Regions from separate parts of the Homo sapiens genome. Here region 1 is linked to region 2. A link is a loop called in an ENCODE intact Hi-C map of the cell type or tissue named here. Cell type or tissue: GM12878. All regions are shown on one strand. Each heading gives the region's core, and the rest is flanking DNA. Links, peaks and the distances in the headings are about the cores only. Region 1 overlaps OSTN (osteocrin). Region 2 has its middle 64 kb from the start of OSTN.

The links. A loop is a pair of places that touch in the nucleus more often than their neighbours do. Peaks named below come from ENCODE experiments on the same cell type or tissue, not always from the same donor. Only the 100,000 strongest peaks of a DNase experiment are listed, where the experiment ranks them.
Region 1: it touches region 2 in a loop (6-fold over the local background); 7 of 110 quality-filtered maps call a loop at or near these places.

What each region holds. Positions count from the first base shown.
Region 1 is chr3:191,239,822-191,251,582 of GRCh38, reverse strand. OSTN (osteocrin) reads right to left here. Exons shown (of 5, transcript NM_198184.2): 4 at 1,450-1,546. The coding sequence ends at 1,462. Among named protein-coding and RNA genes, the nearest start is that of OSTN-AS1, 11 kb to the right of the region's middle. In GM12878, for the core only: no CTCF peak of the experiment used is centred there; DNase peaks (open chromatin) are centred at 3,332 and 5,332.
Region 2 is chr3:191,129,657-191,141,417 of GRCh38, reverse strand. No RefSeq gene overlaps it. Among named protein-coding and RNA genes, the nearest start is that of OSTN, 64 kb to the left of the region's middle. In GM12878, for the core only: a CTCF peak has its summit at 4,879 (motif pointing left); a DNase peak (open chromatin) is centred at 1,477.

The DNA.
Region 1 (11,761 bases), core at 1,685-9,684, 110 kb before region 2:
CTATTTATTGTGGTTTTAGAGCATGAGGAGGAGGGAAAAAATGGGATGATTTAAATTAAGACAAGATCAGGGCTAATATGATACTTTTGGGGCCTCTAAATTATTGGTCTAAGGATTATCTCGAGAGAAGCAGAAGGCAAAATTCCCTCTGCTCTAGCCTCAGATTGTTAAAGCAGTTCCAGTTTGTCTTATTTGTTAGGGAGCGGGCATGCACCTTCTATAAGTCCTATTGGAAGAAAACATATTGCTAAGATTTCACCTTCAAAAAACATTTATTTAGTGTTTAAAGGATATGTATGATTAAATGCTGTGTTTAACATACCCACTCAGGATGTAACCTTTCTGGATTTTAATTCTATGTGTACCACTTATACTCTATGTGGCACTGTAAGTTAATATTTCTAAGCTTTCCATTTATTTGTATAATGATAATATTAACTAATACTTATTAATAAATTAACATCTCAGGTACTATTATAAGTGCTTAATATGTATCTATTTAATCCTCAGGACAATGCTATATGGTAGAAATTATTATTCTAATTTAATGAAGGAGTGTTTGAGAATTTAAATAAGTTCCCATAGCTAGCAAATATTGATAGATGACCTGGGATTTGAACCCATAAGGCCTGATCTCTTTAGCTGGCACCTTTAACCCTTATACATCAATAATTCTCAAGATATTGGAGATAGTGATAGTATTGCTTTATGAAATAAAATGATTAAGTGAAGCAATGCACATAAAGTGCCAAGTATAAGGCCTGGAACAGAGTAAATTTTCAGAACTGTAATGTAAACTATCACTTGCATGTATTGTGTATCCAATATATTGTAGGCCCACTACAAACATCTAATGTAATCTTCAGAATACCACTACATTATTATTTAAATGTACAAGCTGTAGAAAAATAAACTATCTTAACAGAAACAAGATAATGAATGAATGAAAGAATCAGGATTTGGATAAAGTGTTTTGATTCCATGGCTAATGCTCTTTCTGCTGTGCATTTTCTCCCCTATGCTCCACATTATCATAATTCTAATAACGTACTTATTGACAACAAAATGATGTGTATCACTTGAATGTGTCTTCTTCATAACGCAAGGATTTTTATATATTTATGGAGGTGATTTAATATATTGACTAGAACTTTAACCCTTGTGTGCATATTAATATTCAATGGTTAATTACATAGAAGTCTGAAAACAACTAAATCATTAATTTTGGAGAGTGAAGCAGAACTAGGACATTCTTTTGCTTTTTAAATATCATTTAAGTTATTTAACATTAATATACTATACTCATTGCATACATAAATGATTGAAAAAGTGAACTGATAAGCTAGGAAATCAAAAGGGGGATTTATAAGCAAGAATGGATTGATTAGTCCATTGTGAAATATTAATCAAATACCTGCATATACTGTTACTTATTCAAATTGTACTCACAATTGGAATCAATTAGCCTCTGGAATTTGAAAGCCGGTTTCTACCAATCCGATCCATGGGGATACCAAATCGCCTTTTTGGATGATCTACTACTTTCCTGAAACAAACCAAGGAGGACATTTTTAAACTAAAGGGCAAGTTATTGATCATTATTTTTGTTCTTTATTTTATGTAGCTCTGGGGGCTTTCTTTGGGAGTTGGAATAAACATGATAGTTCCCACTCACCAGTACTCACTATGTGCCAGACACTATCTCATATTTTCAACATCTGTGGGAGTAGATATTATTAGCTCCATTTTACATATGAGGAAACTGAGGCTTAGAGAAGTTAACTTATTCAAATTCAAATAGACCAAACCAAAAGCCAGGTCTTATCAGCATACGAATCTGCCAACTAAGTGCTTTAGTTTGAGAAAATCCCGTCCCCCTTCAAATTTTATTTTTCTGTTATTTTGTGAATATTAAACTGGATAAGTAGTTTTTCACAAACTTTGCTTCAGAATGGCTCATCTAAAGAAGGATGATGGTGGGAGAGGAAAGAGTATGATGCTAAGACTGAATGTAGAGGTAAATATACCTCTCATGTCTTCCCTTAGACTCCACCCAGAGAAGCTTTGTATGTGATGGTCGACATTTGCTTATATTCTCTTTGTTAAATACTGTTTGAAATAAATTAAACATCTTCATTATTAAAATGAAGTATAAAAAGTCCACACAGTACTACCAAAGGTCTAATATAACTTCCAGCTTATATTTTCTATCAATTACCCCTTTAAAAATAAGATGCATTTTAGAAACTTTTCAATTTGATTTGCTAATATTATCATCACTTAGTTCTATCAAGCCAAAATCCTAACAAGAGAGGATCCAGAGCTTTGATCGTATAACTTTCACTGGCCTTGGAGTTAAGAGAAGTGTGAATCTTTATGAAGAAAGAGACAGCAGGGAGAGTCTAAGAAGCCTATGTAAATCAGTGATTTATCTCACAGAAAAGGTAACTGGCTTATAAAATTGTGAGGCTTATTGTTGACAAAATATACATGCAGAAAAGAGGTCAGAAAGGAGGGCATATTATAAAAATATTAGACATATACAGATTTTAAGTGTAATAAATTCCCAGACCAAGAAACAGAACATTGCCAGCAGACAAACACTTTTGCAATGAGAGATAAACTTAAAAGGTTATTCTCCCACCAAATGTAAGGATTTCTGCTGGAGTACGATGGTGTGATCATGGCTTACTGCAGCCTCAACCTCCAGGGCTCAAGTGATCTTCCCACTTCAGCCTCCCAAGTAGCTGGGACTATAAGTGTGTACCACCATGTCTGATTAATTTTTTTGAATTCTTTGCAGAAATGGGAGTCTCGCCATCTTGCCCAGGCTCATTTCAAACTCCTGAGCACAAGCGATCCTTCATCTTGGCGTCCTGAACTGCTGGGATTAAAGGTATGAGCCACCATGCCTGGCCTGCTTCAATTTTTTGACCAATAATGATATACTTCATTGCTTGAAAAGCTCAGTGATGTAGGACTTAGTATCTAACAAGACAACTTAATTTTCAGCAGTTTAAACAGTCAAGAAAATATTTGCTTCAGAACATTTTCAATAGCTTCTTTAGTTCTTTTCTAATTACTAGTATTATATTATTAAACTATACTTATTTACCAATAATTACTTTATACTAATTTAAACGCTAAACATGAATGAAAACCTCAATGCCCTCGAGGCTTTTCTTATTATGATCTAATTGTTTTTTCTATTATAATTTACTGTGTACCTGATATGTAGAAAGGTTCTTTTTGTGGCTGTTTTGGGTGGAAGAAATGAGTCATAAATAGCCTTTTCCCTCAAAAACCTATAACTGACTATTCTCAGATTGATGATGATTTAACGTAAATAGTAGAGGAAAATAATTATGTCATTTTTTTTCCTTGACTACACAGTCATATCGGTGCTCCTGATATTACTATGAAGTAAATAACTTATTAAAGGTCTCGGAGGCCCGGCGCAGTGGCTCATGCCTGTAATCCCAGCGCTTTGGGAGGCTGAGGTGGGCAGGTCACTTGAGGTCTGGAGTTTGAGATCAGCCTGGCCAACATGGTGAAACCCCATCTCTACTAAAAATACAAAAATTAGCAGGGCATGGTGGCGTGTTCCTGTAATCCCAGCTACTCGGGAGTCTGAGGCATGAGAATCGCTTGAACCTGGGAGGCTGAGTTTGCAGTGAGCCGAGATCGCACCACTGCCCTCAAACCTGGGCGACAACGCGAGACTCTGATCAGGGGGAAGAAAAAGTCTGGGAAAGTATGGAGAATATGAGAGATTTTTATTGTTGTACCTTGTACATTGAAAAAATCTATAAACATTGATAAGTTCTAATTAAAATAATGTATTTAAGGACAACTAATATTTACTTAATACCTTCTATGTGCCAGATGCTGTGCTTGGTGCTGTTGTATAAAAGGCTAATAAAAATAGACATGGAACCTGATACGGTGTTTATACTCAAACAATATTACAGAAATAGGGCCATATTACATATTTCAACTTATTCAACCTTCTTTTCTGCTGATTTACGTCCATCTTCCTTTCTAGGTTGGCTCTTATTATCTGTATCGACTATATGTGTGATCTTTTTTTTCTCCTAGATAAAAATTTGATCAATTCGGTGAGAAAAAAACTAGGAAAAAAGTATTTAATCCTTATCCTTACTCTAGCTACACCCTTGCCTCCCTTCTTCAGATTCCTGAAAAACATATCCTCTTAAGTGGTGTTCTATTGTTTGCACTTCTACATTTCTTGATGAAAAATTAACTACATATTTTTCAACTTGATAACCAAATAGGAAACATGTTATTTGTAAAATTAATATAAATTTTATGGTTTAGAGTCATAAGAAACCATGCCTATCAGTCATGCTCTATGTCTTTGGTGTAATTATAAATAATGACTATTGAAAGAAAAGAAAAACTGTCTCCTTTACATTTTAAATTATCTTTGTCCACATAAAGTAAATATATAGATTCTTAATTACGCAGTTATTTTCCTCGTGGTAGTCAGAATAATGACTTCTCAGAGATGTCCACTTCATAATCTCCAGCAATTATAAATATGTCACTTTATATAGCAAATGCATTTTGCAGACAGGATTAAGGTTAAGGACCTAGAGATGAAAAGATTATCCTGGGTTATCTGGTTGGGCCAATCTAGTCACCAGTCTATAAAAGTTGCTAATCACTGACTAAGAGTGAGTCAGAGAACAGCAATCTAAGGATTTAACCGCCATGGCTGGCTTTGAATGGAGCCATGAATCAAGGCTTAGATAATGAATCAAGGAATGCTGTGGCCTCTAGTTCTTCTCCTCCTTCTCCTCCTTCTCCTCCTTCTCCTCTTCCTCCTCCTTCTTCTTCTTCTTCCTCTTCTTCTTCCTTTTCATCCTCCTCTTCCTCTTCTTCCTCTTCCCCTTCCCCTTTACCTTTCCCTTCCTCTTCTTCTTTTCTTTCTTTCTTTCTTTCTTTTTTTTTTTTTGATACAGGGTCTAGCTCTGTCACCCAGGCTGGAGTGCAGTGGCACCATCTCAGCTTCTGCAACCTTCGCCTCCTGGGCTCAAGCAATTCTCCTGCCTCAGCCTCTTGAGTAGCTGGGATTACAGGTGCGTGCCACCATGCCTGGGTAATTTTTGTATTTTTAGCAGAGACAGGGTTTCATCATGTTGGCCAGGCTGGTCTCAAACTCCTGACCTCAGGCAATCCACCCACCTTGGCCTCCCAAAGTTCTGGGATTACTGGCGTGAGCCACCACACCCGGCCTACTAGTTCTTGAAAGCAAATGGGGATCTTGGTCCTGCCACTGTAAGGAACTGAGTTCTGCCAACAACGTGAATGAGAGGAAGTGAAAAACCAACCCTCTCAGATGTTTGAAGGACTCACAAGAAAGGGAAGGAAATAGCGGCTGGGGAAAGCAGTCACATGATACCTGCACTGATTCCCCAAACTCCCTTTAGAAATAGATGATGTCATGAAAAAATAATACGTTTACTCTTTTTTTTTTTTTTTTTTTTTTTTTGAGACAGAGTTTTGCTCTTATTGCCCAGGCTGGAGTGCAATGGCACAATCTCAGTTCACGGCAACCTTTGCCTCCCGGGTTCAAGCAATTCTCCTGCCTCAGCCTCCGGAGTAGCTGGGATTACAGGCGCCCACCACCACGCCCAGCTAATTTTTTGTATGTTTAGTAGAGACAGGGTTTCACTATGTTGGCCAGGCTGGTCTCGAACTCCTGACCTCAGGCGATCCACCCGCCTCGGCCTCCCAAAGTCCTGGGATTACAGGTGTAAGCCACTGTGCCCGGCCTCTTTTACTCTTTTCGAGATACGTATGATTAAAACAGAACATTCTTTGGTCTCTCCTACCAAAATTTATTTTCTCAAAAATGAAGGTAAATAAGTGAAAATGTGTTTTTCTTTTTTGCTTTACTACAGTTGATCTTTCCCTGCTCAATCAAATAAGAGGCAGCTGCGGTATAGTGGAAAGCAAAATAAATTCTGTTTTACTTCCTTTCTTTCCTTTTTCCCCATTCTCTCCTCACCTCCTTTCCCCCAGATTTGATCCAAAATGTATTAGAAACCAGGAGATGGAGGATTTGTGTTCTACTTGATTTACTTACTGATAGTATGACCCTCTGCAAGTCTTTTATTCTAAGCTACTCTTTCCTTTTTGATAAAATTCAGATAATAATTGCTATGCCTATCTTCTGGAGCTGTTTATTCACTTAACAAACTTATTTGTTAAGTGATATTTGATTGTTTCATGCATTACCATGTATTACACAGACTTAACCATGTGTTATGTGTTGTTATGTGCATTGGGGATACTACAGTGAATAAGACAAAGGTTACCTCTCAGGGTTCACATTTTACATTGAAAAGTGGTAATCAGGTAACACATGTAAAAACATTTCATACATTTCAACTGATACTAATTTTTCCTACCAGTCTAGTCCAGTGGTTTTCAATTTGTAGTTATTTCTATAGATAAAAGCTTTATAAAAGAGAGCAATATCTGAAAAGTTAAGTAAAGAATTGTCCCAGTAAAAAAGTATCCCTCCTACACAATATATAGTGGCCCCTGACAGACCTTCCAGAAACACCATAGGTTCCTCAGAGCAGAGTTTAAGTGAAAACTACTGGTCAAGTGGATAAAATAGTAACTCATGGTTTTACCCTAGCAACAAATTCATAATTACTTTGATTCATCTTATCAAATTGTGGATTGGTTGCAAATGCTTATAGATATCTGGACATCAAATAAAAATAAATAAAACAAATATATATATAAAAATCAATTCATTTTAAAATTTTTAGTACTAATACAAAATAAAAATAATTTTCATAAAGCACATAATCAGAAACCATAATAGCCTGGTTAAATACTTTCTATACAATCTATATCCATCAGAAGTGAAACAGAAAGCTAGTAGTTAACATTTTTGTTGATATGAAATATATATATTATATATGAAATATAAATATATTTATATTATATTTATAATATATATATAATGGTGCTACATTCTAAAACACATTACTGGCATGAATGTAGTGTATGAAAAATTAATGTTAGATAGAGAATATAATCTTGAAACCAAAAGAGAAAGCTGTACTTTTTGACTATCTAGTCCCTCTTGTGACAAAATAATGGTATGACATGGCTTATATGATATATGCATTTAAAACAACCCACGTTTTCCATTCTGAAATATTCTGTAAGTAAAGTAGATTAAGGATATAGAATATTTATCAATTTAATACAATCACAATGATTAGATTGTTTATTTTAAATGAAACTAATTTTCACACGAAAATCTAAACTTCCTATGTGAAACAGGATTTTCTTTAACATTTATAATCTTGGATAACTCCATTTCTAAAGGTATTTTACATTCCAAAAAACAGCAGGTGGAAAAATGTTTTTAAACTTTTTATTGAGAATCACTTCACACATACAGAACCTATACATTTGTCTATGCTCAATTTAAAGAGAGTAAAAATGAACAGCCCTATTCCCAGCCCCCAGCATAAGAAATAGAGCATTACCACTACTTTAGAAATTCTGGTATTCCTTCTCCCAAACTGCAGCTGTCTCATGGCTCAGTCCCAGAGTAATCCATAGACTAAATTTTGGTCTAATAATTCCCTTGATTTCCTTCATAATCTTAGAATCTATATGTATTCTTCAAAAATCTGTTGTTTTCTTGATAGTTCCAGAATTGTACTTAAAAGGAATTGAGTACGATGAACAATGTACAGCATTGTGACTATAGTTAATAATGTTGATATTAACATGTAAATAATGTAAATATTAATTATTGTGTTATTAATGATGTTAATAATAATGTATACTTGAAATTTGCTAAGAGCAGATCTTAAGTGTTCTCACCAAAACAAAAAACAAAAAACGGTAGCTGTCAGGTGATAGATATGTGAGTGTGGTATCATTTCACAATGTGTACATATATCAGAACATACTGTACACCCTAAATTTATACAATTTATATTGTCAATCATAGCTCCATCAAGCTGGGACAAAAATTATATATGAATTTTTCTCCACTTCTTTCAGCAAATATTATGTGTTTTGAGATTTCTCCAAGATGACATGTGGAGCTGTAGTTCCTTTATTTTACTGCTGTATAATATTTCATTGTGTGAATACACAACCATTTGTTTATCCATCCTACTGTAGATGGAAATTTGAGGTATTTCCTCTACTTGTTGTTGTTATGTACTGTTCAGCTGTACCTGCCTTTGGTGTTCAAGTAAGGATTCCTCTACAATATATTCCCAGTAGTATAATTGACAGCTATGCTTATACTTAATTTTATTACATAGTGTCATATTATTTTCCAAAGTTATTGTACAAATTTACGAACTCAAGAGCAGTGTATGATAGTTCCTATTATTTCAAATTTATGCTAATCCTTGTATTGTGGGATTTTTAATTTTGCCAGCCTAATGCTTTGGTAATCATATCCCACTGTGGTTTTAATTTACTTTCCCTGAATACTAATGATGTTGCTCAGCTTTTCATTTGTTTATTGGCCACTTGGATTTCTTCTTTTGAAAGTGCCTGTTTGAATCTGCTGCCTGTTTTTCTAATGTTTTTTTTTTCTTTTAAACATTTATCTGTAGGAGGGCTTTGAATACTCTGAATATTAGACTTTGAGAGTTATAAATTTCAAATATCTACTCCCATCTGTGATTCATCTTCTTTATTGTGATTTTTTAAAAAATCTTTGATGTGGTTTTAAAACATCAATATTTTTGCATCTCATGTAATAAATCACCTCTACCCTAATATTATGAAGATATTCTCCTATGTCATAAAATATTTTTGTAGTTTTGCCTTTTACATTTCAGTTTTTAATACGTTGAAATTAATTTTTGCAAGGCACAGTGGCTCATATCTGTACGACCAGCTACTTGGAAGATTGAGGAGGGAGTATCCCTTGAGTCCAGGAGTTCCGATCAGATTGAGCAATATAAAGAGACCCCGTCACAAAACAAAATAAACAAGAAAAAATTTAATTTGTATTTATGGGGTGAGTAAAAAATCATGTTTCTTTTTAAAAAAATCTATATTCATGCCTAATGATTCAGAAATTTTAGATTCAGCTCGTCAAGTTCTATAGAAATCCTATTGCTGCTTTGACTAGAATTGTATTGAATCCAGGTATAATTCATTTAGGGAAGAATTGAAATCTTTATGATATTGAGTCTTACTATCCAAGATCATTTATTTAGAGTGTTTTTAATGTCTTCAAATAAATTGTTAAAATGTTCTCCAAAAGACCTTTTTGTGGTTGTAAGTGGCATCATTTAAGAATATATGTTGTAGGCATTTTTTAATGGTGTCCCTTACTTGGTTAAAAAAAGTTTCCTTCTATTATTAATTTACTAGTGATTTCAATCATAGGTGGGGGTTTAGCTTTATTGAATGCTTTTTCTGAATCTATAGAGATGATGTGATTTATATCTTCAATTTGTTAACTCCATTAATTGATTTTCAAAGTAAATTAAGCTTATATTGTATTTTTGTGATAAACAACATGATAATGGTATTTTTTTTTAAATACATTGCTATTTGTTTTGCTATTTTTTTTGGTAGGAATTTTCTATCTGTAGTCATTAATGAGGCTGTCCTACAATTTTCTTTTCTTGTTCTCTCCATATGTGGTTTTGGTGTTTAGATAATGTTATTCTCATTAAATGAGTTGAGAATTGCACCTTCTTTTTGGTTATCCTTCTGTTATTTATTTAATCACATTGTAGTTTGAGAACATGTTTTGTATGATAACCATGCCTTTAAAACTTGTAAGGCTTATGTTACAGAATAGCACTTCGTTGAAAATTTCCATGTCTAGATGTTGTTTGATTGTTCTTAATAGGTGTTTCGGGTGTCATTAAAACTTTTTTTCCTTCCATTTGTTGGATACAATAACTTTTAATGATCCTGTTTATAGTTTCGAGTTCCAAGAAAAGAAACTTGGAATCAGAGTGTGGAAAATGTTCCTTAAAATCAATAGTCTGATTTCACTACTACAACTTAAAGGGGCACTAAAATGCTAGTCCTCCTTTAAGAAAGGCACAGAGCTGGCCAGGCGCGTTGGCTCACGCCTGTAATCCCAGCGCTTTGGGAGGCCGAGGCGGGTGGATCACGAGGTCAGGAGATCGAGACCATCCTGGCTAACATAGTGAAACCCCGTCTCTACTAAAAATACAAAAAAAATTAGCCGGGCGTGCTGGCGAGCGCCTGTATTCCCATCTACTCGGTAGGTAGGCTGAGCCAGGAGAATGGCGTGAACCCGGGAGGCGGAACTTGCAGTAAGCCGAGATCGCGCCACTGCACTCCAGCCTGGGCGACAGAGCAAGGCTCCGTCTCAAAAAAAAAAAAAAAAAAAAAAAAAAAAAGTCAAGGCACAGAGCTCCACCAACTTTGAGTTCTATCCAAAATGAGAGAAAACAGAAATAGCTAAAAAAGAATGTTCTTTCAAATAGTTCAGTAATTTAGATTAGTAAAACAGGGAAGTTAATTATTATAGTATAAACCTTACATGAGTGTACTAGCCAGGCTCCAAGGTGGAACCCAATAATTCTACCATTATGTAGTCTCCTTCCACATTGAATAGGGCTGACTTCTCTAATCAATAGACTATTGTGGAAATGACACTGTTGGAAGTAATGAAAGCTATTGCAGCTTCTGCCTCACTTTGTTGGATCACTTATTCCGGCGGCAGCTGGCTGCCATTTCCTAAGTGCATGCTAACAACCCTTTAGAGAGGTTTACATGGCAAAGAGCTAAGGCCTCTCGCCAACAGCCAGTGAGGAACAGAGACTTCCTGCCTTCAGCCAAGTGAGTGGGCCATTTTGGAAGTGAATACTCCAGCCTCAGTATAACTTTCAGATAACTGAAGCCCTGGCCAACATTTTCACTGTAACCTTGAGAGAGACCCTGAGCTGGAAAAAAATGAGTCAAGCTTTTCCTGGATTTCCGATGCACAAAAAGTGTGTGAGAACAAAAATGTTTATTGTCGTCAATTTTAGGTAATTGTTGCATAGCAATAGATATCTAATACCATGAGATTCACAGTGCTCTGAGATTCCGTGAGAGAAGAGACCACACCCAATTTGGGGGTTCTAGAAAAAACTTAGAAAACTTAGGAAAAACTTAAGGAGCATGTAGAAAAAATAAATGATCATCCATGAATCCTGCAATCTTGGTTACTGCAATTTAAAATTAAAATGCAAAACTAAAATGTTTACATTAGGATAGATATCACTATATACAACCTTGGAAGGACTGACATGTGAGAACAGACCAAGCTGAAGGACTTGGCAAGAACCTGTGAAGGATGAGAAGGAAAATAATCAAAGTGTACAAAACCATGTTAAAATTTAAATTCAAATTCCAGAATGATAGGATGAAGGAGCACATTAAATCTGAATGGTGATATGGTTTTAAGGAACCAAAACATAATGGCTTTTTTTCTCAATTCTACATTCAGAAACAGTAGAGAAATAAAATATGAGTGATCAATGTATAGTAAACAAAATGTCATTTTTATTGCTGATCAAGCTGAACATAAAGTGTGTCTTTACATCTGAATTTCACAGGGCTTCCTGTTGTTTTCTCCCTGTATTAGACAGACTTTTATAACTAGTCATTGTTTTCCAATAAAAAGAGGAAGCAAGCCGATAACCTGAACAGGCTCAACTACTCCTCCCAAACTGACCAATCAGAGAAGTGGCCATTCCTT
Region 2 (11,761 bases), core at 1,356-9,355:
ATTATTAAGACATTTTAGATTCCCAGATTATTTTGTTTTCTATGTCACTACTAGATTCCAAGTGACTAGACATTATTTTGAAATCTTATGTCCAGGGGATAGTAAAATTTATCTTATTATTCTTTCCTGGTTGAATAGGTGATAAGAGACAATAGAAAATTCGGGGTTTTTAATACCACATGTCATAGTCTAAATGTTTGTATCTTCTTCAAATTCATGTGATAAAACCCAGTCCCCAATGAGATAATACTAGAAGATAGGGCTTTGGCGGGTGAATAGATCATGAGGGCAGAATCGTCATGAATGGGATTTGTGCCCTTAAAAAAGAGACTCCAGGGAGCTAGCTAGTCCCTTTCACCATGTAAAGATGCAGCAAGAGGACATCCTTTATGAGGAATGGGCCCTCACCAGACACCAATATGCTGGTTTCTGGATATTGGACATTTCAGCCTCCAGAACTGTGAGAAATATGTCTTAATTGTTGATAAGCCACACAATTTTTGGCATTTTTGTTAAAGCAGTCAAAATGAACTAAAACACCACAATAATACAAATAGTTTATAGGGCAATATTAGAGAACCTGTCAAACCAAAGTGCTCATTTCAGATCTAATTCCAGTTTAAAAAACATGGGAAGTAGTGCTATTTCTTCCCATATTTCCGGGCCTATGATAAAAGTACCAATGTAGAGAACAGATTGTGGCACTCAAGAAATATTGCTCACATTTTAGGATTTTTAATGGGTAGTGCCCCTAATATTCAACACAGGATTACATTGTTCACACATTGGATGTTTATAAACAGGTAGTTAAGATAAAGATTGTGTTACAGATAAAGTTTTAGGAATTTAAAGAAATCATAAACCTCAAGTAAGCTATGTGACTTTTCCAAGTCTTTGAATCTCTGACACATATTTTGCCCATTTATAAAATGAGGAGATTAGATGATCATTAGATAATCTACAGAAAAGAGTGACATATTTTGCCTTTTTATAAAAAAATGGGGATTAGTTGATCATTAGATCATCTACAGAAAGGAGCGTAGTATGCATGCAAAGTGTTATACGAGAACTGAATTTGAGTTGCATCATTAATGATGAGGAGTAATGAAACCGATGAAAGGAAAAAGTAGTTTCACTAGGGGATATAAAAGAAGCAGAATGTCAAAGTGGATATAAGCACGGTGTTTGTAGAACAGTGAAAAGACTTCAACATGATTAATCATCAGGTTCCATGAGTTTGGTCAACAGTTGACACAGTTTCCTCTGAAATCTACACATATTTCACCCAAATCCCTTGACAATTTAATCCTTTACTGGTCTTGGATTAAATCCTAATTCCCACTGAAGACAAATTTCATTCAGATCTTTGCTGATCCTTGAAACACATCATTTTGGTGCTTTGCAAAGACGAAGACATTGAACAGCGGTTTTGTTTTGGTTTTGTAATATGACATTTGGTAACTTCACCACTTCTCACATCTGGTTCCAGTTTGAGATGAAACCACTTAAACCTCCATGCACCCACTGAAAGCTGTGGTTTTGTCACAACACTTTGTCACAAAAATTGTATAAACATATAAACAGGGAAATAGCATGCTGGCTTTGTTTTAAAGTTTTGACTTATTCCTCTGAATTCAAATGAAATATATTCAGTAAGAACTGAACACGAACAAAATTATGCTAATCAGACCAGCCAGCAATGTTCCATGCTGCCATTAAAAATCTGTTTATATGTACTAGCATTCAATATGATTGTTTACTTCAGAGATGTTAACATACTAGTGGTTTCACCACTTTCTCTTTTGAAAAACTAGATTTTACCTTTTATTCCTGAGTTGGAAACAAGAGGAATAGCCACTTTAGTTTTGGATATGTGTGTATTCATAGCTAGACTTTATTAATATCAATCACTTTAACATCTTCACCACCTCTGGCTCACTAAATTTATGTCCCATCTTGTCCCTCTCAAGCTTAGAGTCCATCCATGCATCATACTGGCCTTCTCATCCTACTAATCTTACAAAACTGAAGTTGATTAAACTCAGGGCTCCTCCTATGTTGACCTAAAGTCATGCTGGAGGAAAACATACACACATTACTTAATGATACCCCTTAAAATGCATGCCTACTAATCTCAAGTAGACATTTTGTTCTGAACCAGGATCCATTTAGGGAAAAGTACTTCGTTCTTTATCTTTCTCCTTTAGAGGACTCTTAAAACTTCTCTCTCCTCAAACTACCACAATCACTTCCTTCCCAGGCTAACTCTCAGCTAATAAAATTGCTTTCTCTTTCACTGAGAAGAAAAAAGGAAATGGAAAAGAATTTCTGCAAGTTTCCATTACCATATCTACTTACCTGTGAATGTTAATACAAATACATTCTGCTTTCCATCTTATAAGTATGAATAAACCATTAATGCATTAGATACCAACTTTTATACATAAGCTTTGCACTCAATACATCACTTCTGCAATTCTCCTTGTCTCATTTCTCTCAACTGGGCCATTGCCAACAGCCTACAATTATATTAACCTATCTCCTGTCTCAGACAAATCTTTTATTGTCCATTTCTTCTTTTCCAGCTACTCTCCCATTTCTTTGCCACTTGTTATGACCCCGAAGGAGTTAATCTTCACTAATTCTTCTCCAATTTTTCTTTCTTGGCCCTACTTTCCTGAACTTTTAACTTTTACCAGTCTATTCAGACTCCTCTTGTTAAGGTCACTAGTTACTTCTCCACTGCTAAATTTAATGATCACTTTTCAGTTCTCAAATTACTTAAGAGTATTTGTTATAGATGACCACTTTCTCTTTGCTTCACTTAGTGTTTGGGATTCTAATTCTTTTGACTCTCCTATTACTTCACTCTTTACTGGCATTTCTTTTCTCCTTTGCTCATTCTGTCTTTCTTTCTGAACTCTAAATTTTGCAGTGACACAGGGCTCAATTTTAGGCCGCCTTCTGTTCTCTACATAGACTTTCCCCATTGTTCATATCATCCAATGACAAGGCATTAAATAGCATGTATCTCCTGATGATTTTCCAATTTTTATTTTTAGCCCGGCCATTTTTCTTGAGCTCTAGCCTCACATATCACTCATATAATCCAGCTGCCTATTCAAAATCTCCACTTAGTTATAAATAGGCATCACAAACTTACTATGTCTTTTATGAACTGAATGTTGATGTCCCTTCAAAATTTATATGTTGAAATTCTAATCCCCAATTTCCTGGTGTTTGGAGATTGGGCCTTTTGTAGGTAAGTAGGGTTGGATTAGGTCATGAGAATAAGGCTGTCATGATAGGATTAATGCCCTTATTAAAAGATCAGACAAAGTTACCTTTTTCTCTGCTTTCAGCCACATGAGAATACAATAAAAATATTGCCATCTACAAACCAGGAAGAGTGGCCTAACCAGAAACTAAAGCCAATAGTTCCTTGATCTTGGACTTCCCAGCTTGTAGAACTGTGAAATGCAAATGTTTGTTGTTCAAGCCATCTGTGGTTAACTTATTTTAGGTGTCCAAACTGACTAAGACAATGTCTAAAACTGACATCTAGTTTGCCTAACAAATACTTGTTCTCCCTCATCCAAAAGAATAGCAAGTCTATTCTTCGAGTTACTTTGGCTACAAAACTTGGTGTCAATCTTATTCCTCTCTTGTGCATTATTTGATTCATTATGAAATCCAATCAGTTTAAAGTACATCCAGGATTTTAACCATTCTCATCACTTCCTCCATAAACTCCCAGCTCCAAGTCACCATTACCTCATACCTGGAAAACTTCAGTAGCCCACTATTTGGTCTTTCTGCTTTTGTCCTGGCCCCGATTTCTTTGACTCTTCTCGACACCATAGTCATAGTGTCCCTTGAAAATAAAAGTCAGCTATTTCTACTGTTTTGTTCATTATCGTCCAATGGCTTCCCATTTTGCTTTTTACCTACACGGTACTGAGTGTCTATATCTCCTCCTCCCACTCCACCTCTCTGACCTCATCTCCTGTTACTTGTCTGCTCCCTTCTAATATTTAAGTTATAAAAGTCTCTTTACACTTTTTTTTTGTTTTTGAGATGGAGTCTCGCTCTGTTGCCAGGCTGGAGTGCTGTGGCGCGATCTCGGCTCACTGCAACCTCTGCCTCCCGAGTAGCTGGGACTACAGACGTGCACCACCACGCCCGGCTAATTTTTTGTATGGGGTTTCACCATGTTAGCCAGGATAGTCTCGAATTCCTCACCTGGTGATCCGCCCGCTCCGGCCTCCCAAAGTGCTGGGATTACGGGTGTGAGCCACTGTGCCCGGCCGTAACATTCTCTTTACGCTTTTTTTTTTTTTTTTTTTTTTTTGAGACGGAGTTTCTCTCTTGTTGCCCAGGCTGGAGTGCAATGGCGCGATCTCGGCTCATCGCAACCTCCGCCTCCCAGGTTCAAGCGATTGTTCTGCCTCAGCCTCCCGAGTAGCTGGAATTACAGGCGTGTGTCACCACGCCCGGCTGATTTTGTATTTTTAGTAGAGACGGGGTTTCTCCATGTTGGTCAGGCTGGTCTCGAACTCCCGACCTCAGGTGATCCACCCGCCTCGGCCTCCAAAGTGCTGGGATTACAGGCGTGAGCCACCGCGCCCGGCCAACACTTTTTGTTGAACATTTCCGGTGTTTTCCCACTTTAGGGCATGCCCACCTACTGTTTCCTCTGCTTTGATGACCTTTCCCCGGATGTTCACACGAGTCCCTCTGTTATGTCCTTCAGGTCTCTTCTCTAATGCCACTTATTAGAGAGACCTTTATTGACCACCCTTCGTAAAAGTTTAACCACCTACAATATCACGCCCTTGTATTCTATACTCATTTGTTTATTATCTGTCTCCCCCTGCTGGACTGCTCCATTAAGAAGACAGATTTTAATTTCATTCAATACAGTTCACGAGCAGCTAGGATGGTTCTTCCCATAGTACTTGCTCAATAAATATTCACTGAGGGAATGAATACATTTTCTGTCACTACCTCACATATACGGACTGTATTATCAACACATGGATAAATGAAACTCCCTGTATTCCATAAAAGGCCTTACATTTTTCCTTCTGTCTTTATTTTTAGTACCCTACACTTTCCATTTCAACATGCTCAAATAATACCTATATTTCAAAGCTAAAATTACATGATATATCATATACAAAGATTTTACACAATGGAAGTTATATCCCTTCTTAGAATATCCATAATACTGAATAAATGTATGTACTTAGGGAATTTAGCACTTCCTTTTCTCTCACTCTATAAATTCTTAGAGGACAAACACCAAGTCTGTTCCTCTCTACCTTCTCCCTCAACTTCAGACTCTGGCATGTAGGAGTTCCTTAATCATTGCTTCTTGAATCAATATAAAAATAAAGTTTTGTTTCACTAACGTATGGTGAGGGTATACAGAAATCCTTATCATAGGCCGGGCGAGGTGGCTCACGCCTGCAATCTCAGCACTTTGGGAGGCCGAGGCGGGGGATCACGAGGTCAGGGGATCGAGACCATCCTGGCTAATGCGGTGAAACCCCATCTCTACTAAAAATACAAAAAATTAGCCTGGCATGGTGGCGGCGCCTGTAGTCCCAGCTGCTGGGGAGGCTAAGGCAGGAGAATGAGTGAACCCGGGAGGCGGAGGTTGCAGTCAGGCGAGATCACGCCACTGCACTCCAGCCTGGGCGACAGAGCCAGACTCCGTCTCAAAAAAAAAAAAAAAAAAAAAAAAATCCTTATCATGGCTTCAAATCAGTCTTTCTAGAATCCAAACTGTTTATGTACACTGTGCAAACTTAAATTATCTTCCTTACGTGATCTTACCAATTCTTACAATTTTATCTTGCAACACCCCCATTTTGGTCACCATGCCTCTGTTATACAGATCTTCTTGCTTTTTCTAGAATCCTCCAAGCTGGTTTCCACCTTGAGGTCTTTGTCTTTGCTACTTTACTGCTTGAATTTTTATATGTCTTGCTGTTTGTAAGTTGATAATTTAGGAATCAGGCCAAATATCACTTCCTTATTTTATCTCTCTTCTGTGCTCATTCTTGGTCAGCTCAGTCTGCTATAATGAAGTACCATAGACTAGGTAGGTTATAATCAATAGAAACTTATTTCTCATAGTTCTGGAGGCTGAGAAGTCTCAGCTCAAGGTGCCCACCTTTTTCCTGGTTCATAGCTTTCTAGCCGTGTCTTCACGTGGTAGAAGGGTGAACAAGCTCTCTTGGGCCTATTTTATATGCGCACTAATCCCACTCAGGAGGGCAGAGGCCAAATCACTTCCCAAAAGCCCTCACCTCCTAATACCATTGTGTTGGGGGTTGGGATTTCAACATACAAATTTACTGGGGGTGGGGGCGCAAACTTTTGGGCTATAGCACCCACCTAGTATAAGATCTCTACCAATTTCATCTTTATCAGCTCACCCTAAGTTATTGTCTTCATAGCACTTATCACTATTTGAAATTGTTTTAAAATGTGTTTCCTTGTTAATTACATGTATTTTATTTCCTCTTTTCTCCTACCTTTTGCCTCCTCTCTCCCTATAATCCATATCACATACATCCAGAACATGAGATATGCAGAGAATGCGGACCTTGTTTGCCACTTTCATTTCTTTATCTACCTTGCCTAAAACTGTAGCACCTTGTAGAAACTAAATAAACATTTGTTAAACTATATTAAAAATCCATCGTTTTGTTTGGCTTTTCAAATAATTACTATTTTGTTTCATGTATCCTTCATTAATAGCAAAATTCCGGAGTTAATTAATTGAAAAGGATTTGTTCATTGCTTCTCCCCTTCTCAAAGGAATCCACATATACATTTAAAAAGGAAAGCACACTTTCTGGAGTATGTCTTTCCAGAGATACACTAAGGGCAAGAGCAGTCCTGAAATGAACAGGCATTAATTCATAAAGTTTCCATAGCACTTTAAGTTTGTGAAAGACAGAACAGAGTTCCGAAAATAAGCACTTCTCTTACTACTCATGAAACTATTTACTGTTGATTAAGTCATACAGCATCAATTGTTTCTAAGGAGAAAATAGTCTGAAAATAATTTCCCAAATCTCTAAAAACAAAGAGCTAGTCCATGCTGGGAATATACATGGTAATTCCAAATCATTAATATTTAAGAACTTTGATATTTTGTGGTAAATGTGGTTTTCAGTGCTGTTGTGTGTGTAGAGTTATTGAAATCTTCATAAGATCAAGGAAAAAATCTATATAAACATATAGAATTGACACCATGGAAACAGATCCATGTTGAAGAATTTTGTCCTTAGTTGTCTTAAGGCATTCTCATTGTGGTTGACACTTGCTGAAGACAAATGGAAAAATCTTGTTTTAACGTGAAGCTTTCTGGGATCTTCCCAAGCAGGAGAAATCTCTTCCTTTTAATTCCAAAGCCAAATCTTTTTTTTTTTTACAATGTCACTTTCTACCTTGTATTATAGTTATGCTTCATTACTCTTAAAGAATGAAAATTCTTACTAACCTCTATAACTAACCTCTGTATTTTTCCATCACTTTCAAATGCCTCCTATACTTTGAAGTACATGGAAGTTATACAATAAATGTTCATGGGATATTTAATAGCAACATTTGTGTATACTGTTTTTTCTTACACTTTCAGAGTAAAAATTCCTAGAAGAGGCTGGGCACAGTGGCTCATGTCTGTAATCCCAGCAGTTTGGGAGGCCGAGGTGGGAGGATCACTTGAGCTCAGGAGTTCAAGACCAGCCAAAGCACCATAGCAAAACCTCGTCTCTACTAAAAATAAGAAGAATCAGCTTGGCGTTGTTTCATGCACCTGCGATCTCAGCTACTTGGGAGGCTGAGGTGGGAAGGTTGGTTGAGCCCGGGAGGTCAAGGCTACAGTGAGCTGTGGTCAAACCACTGCACTCCAGCCTAGGGCACAATCTCTTTTTTGAGATTGTCTCAAAAAAGAAAAAGAAAACTAAGAAGAAATAAAATGACAATGATTTTTTTTTTCAGTAAACTTATTTTCAGAAAAAAAAAGAAAACTTAAATAGAATCATGCAGATATTTCTAGATTCCTAGGAAGCTGAAATGATGGCCTACCTCTCTATTTGTAAGCTCTTAAAAAATACCTTGAGGTATTTAGTATTAATCTATAAATAAATACTAGGAAGTCCACCAAAGTGTGTACATCTTTTTCCTATATCTAGTACAATGCTAAGTAAGATGGTTATAGTACATTTATATGTTGAAGAATGAAATTTGTATGGAGTTGCATTATAGTAAGGAAAAATGGTATAAAAATAGGCCTAAAGATTGGAAATTTTAGGGTTTGTTTAGAAGTGGCAAGTTTTTTGTTTTATATAGAGATGACAGTAAATTTAAAAACAATTCAGAGAAAGAAATTGTAGATTGAGATGGGTCCTGGACTATTTGAGTGAGGTGTTTGAACTTTTTTTGGAAGTCAGTAGGAACTCTTGACAGTTTCTGTGTGGCCAGTAGCATGGTCAAAGGTGTGCTTTAGAAAGAATAATTAGAAAGTACATGCTTGACAGGTTGGCTAGAGATAACTGAGGAGGAATCAACCTTTTTATTAGAGACTTTTTCTAGGTAAGTTTTCTCTATAGGAAAATACATAAACTAAAATTGTACTGCTTCTTGACACCTTAGGGGAAAATAGATCAGAGAATGAATGGAACATATATATTCAATCTTCTCTATGTATTTATGTACGTATATATGTACATTATACGTATATTTCTCAGACATGTCATTGACTATTTAGATTTATAAACTAAAGCACTTGACAGTGTGTCAGTTTGGTCTTTCAGATTCCAGATATAAACACAGGAATGTTTTGTTTAATTATATCATATGCTTCAGAGCTCTGGTCACAAAATCAATTTTAAATTTCATTTGATTTTCTTAAGGGAACTTCCATTAGAGACGTACTAATAGCAATTGATTTAGAATAATTTAGCTTAGCATGTCAAATGTGATGTCCACCCTCAGAATAAAGGATTTTCACATGACTTGGGGGAAAAGTTGAAAGAAAACAGGCAAGAAGATGGCAGGTGGCAGGCAAGAAGATTTAGCTCACCTTGAATTGTCAACTTTCTCATACAGGATGGTAATATTTAAATGTTCTCTCATGAAGGTTTTGTACACATTAAATATGGTTGATTTTAGTTATTTTGAATCCCCCACAGCACAGGACAGAGATCCTGGCACATTAAACCCTTATTGAATCACTAGTATATTCTAATCTCTTGTTGGGCATAAAGTGCAATAGAAATCTTACTAATAAGAATGTAACAGGGACTAGGGGATAAGTGATAGCTTTCTTGTTAGGCTTACTACATTAAATTGCTTTTTTTTGCCCCATCAATGTATATATCAATCATTGTGAGGGCATGCAGGGCATGTAGATTGTCCTTAGTCCTCTAATCCTGACTTTAAATTTATTAAATATTTTTATTTATAGTAAAATATATATAATATAAAATTTACCATTTAAGGATGGGCGTGGTGGCTCATGCCTGTAATCCCAGCACTTTGGGAGGCCAAGGCAGGTGGATCATGAGGTCAGGAGATCGAGATCATCCTGGCCAACACGGTGAAACCCCGTCTCTACTAAAAATACAAAAATTAGCCAGACGTGGTGGCACAGTCCCAGCTACTCAGGAGGCTGAGGCAGGAGAATCACTTGAATCTGGGAGGCAGAGGTTGCAGTGAGCCGAGATCGTGCCACTATACTCCAGCCTCAGCCACAGAGCGAGACTCCAACTAAAAAAACAAAAAACAAAAAAAACAAAGAAAAACAAACATTTAATCATTTTTAAGTGTACAGTTCAGTAGCATTAAGTATATTCACACTGTTGTGTAACCAACCATCAGCAATGCTCATCTCCGGAACTTTTTCTTCTTCTCTAACTGAACTTTGTATCCATTTAAATGCTAACTCCCTATTTCCCCTCCTCTCAGCTCCTGGTAACCACCATCCTACTTTAACTACTCTAGGTGCTGCATATAAGTGGAATCACACAGCATTTGTCCTCTTGTGACTGACTTATTTCACTTAACATAATATACTCAAGGTTTAGCCATGTTGTGGCATATGTCAGAAATTCCTCTCTTCTTAAGGCCAAATACTATTCTATTGTCTGTATATACTATTTTTTGTTTATCCATTCATCCACTAACGGACAGTTGGGTCCCTTCCACCTTTTGGCCATTGTGAATAATGCTGCTGTGAACATGAGTTCAAAAACATTTGTCAAATCTCTGCTTTTAATTTTTTTTTGGTATATACCCAGAAATGGAATTGCAAAAATATACGGAAATTTAATGTTTAATTTCTTAAGGAAGCACCATACATTTTCCACAGCAGTTATACTATTTTATATTCCCATCAGCAATGTAAAGGGTCCTAATTTCTCCCACATCCTCCCTAACACTTGTTATATATATATATATATATATACACACACACACACACACACATACATACATGTACATATATATATATATATATATATTTATTTTTGACTGCCATTCTAGTGAATATGAAGTGGTATCTCATTACAGCTTTGATTTTTCTGCCCCAGTAGTTATGGAAGTGGCATGTGTTGGCAATAGCTTTACTTGCAATATTCTCATTGGCTTTCATTGGTTTATGAGCTGTGTTCTTCAGCAAAAGAAGTTTCCAAGTAGGAGCACTGCAGCTTTTATCACCAGTTTTGATGACAGCTCCAGGAAGTTCCCAAATGATGCTTTGTCTGTCCCATGTTTTTAGATAACCGGCGTTCCTTTGGATTGTCTTCCACCCAGCTCCTCAATAGCTGGCTAGCTGAGCCTTGTTCGTTTAGTGCTTCTCCTGGACCTATGTCTTTGGGTTTTCACTGAGCTCACTAACACCCTTAATAACTTATTACTGAACTATCATAAGTCACAAATAGCCTCCAGATTTTGAGGTCAAATACCTCTTTTACTCTAGTCCTTGATTGTTCCTACTGATTTAGCTATTAACCAAAGTCAGTTACATTCTTATAGTGAATTCTGAGCTAAGTATGACGGTAGAACATCATCTGATCTGATATTACTAACAAAACAAAAATTTAAACTTCTATACCATGTAGATCTTAGAGTTATTTTTAGATTATTTTCCAAGGAATTTCACACTGTAAATGATTAATAGGTGTTTTTGAAAATGGCAAAACAGACTGCTGCTATACAAAATTACTAGGACCTCGGGGCAGGGGGAAAACTCGTTGGTTAAGAGCTAATAAAATAGATAAAAGCCTTACTATTCAATAAAATTTCAGTAAGAAAAACTTTCATTTTGCACAAACCAGTTTTAAATCTAATAAAAAAATTTACTAGAAGACAAAGTACTAATGGAAAAAAATAGAAAACCATGATTTGAAAAACATACAGTCACTCTTCAGCTAATATAAGCCCCTTTCTCTTTCTTTCTCTCTCTTTCTCTTGCTCTTACTCTTGCTCTTACTCTTTCCTTTCACCTCCCTGCCTCTCTTCCAACAGCTCTTATAAGTATTAGGTTAGGACCTGGACTCACGGTTGATGCAAAGGGTGGAAGGATGAGGGACAGAAGCCTAAGTGGAGGCATCTGAAAAATAATTAGACTAGATCCTGTGATCCTGGAAATCAAGAAACCAAACAAACGAAATCCTCCTACTCTGGCTGCTTCTACAAAAAAGGGTCTAAAGTGCAGATGGAAGATTAATACTGGAAACAG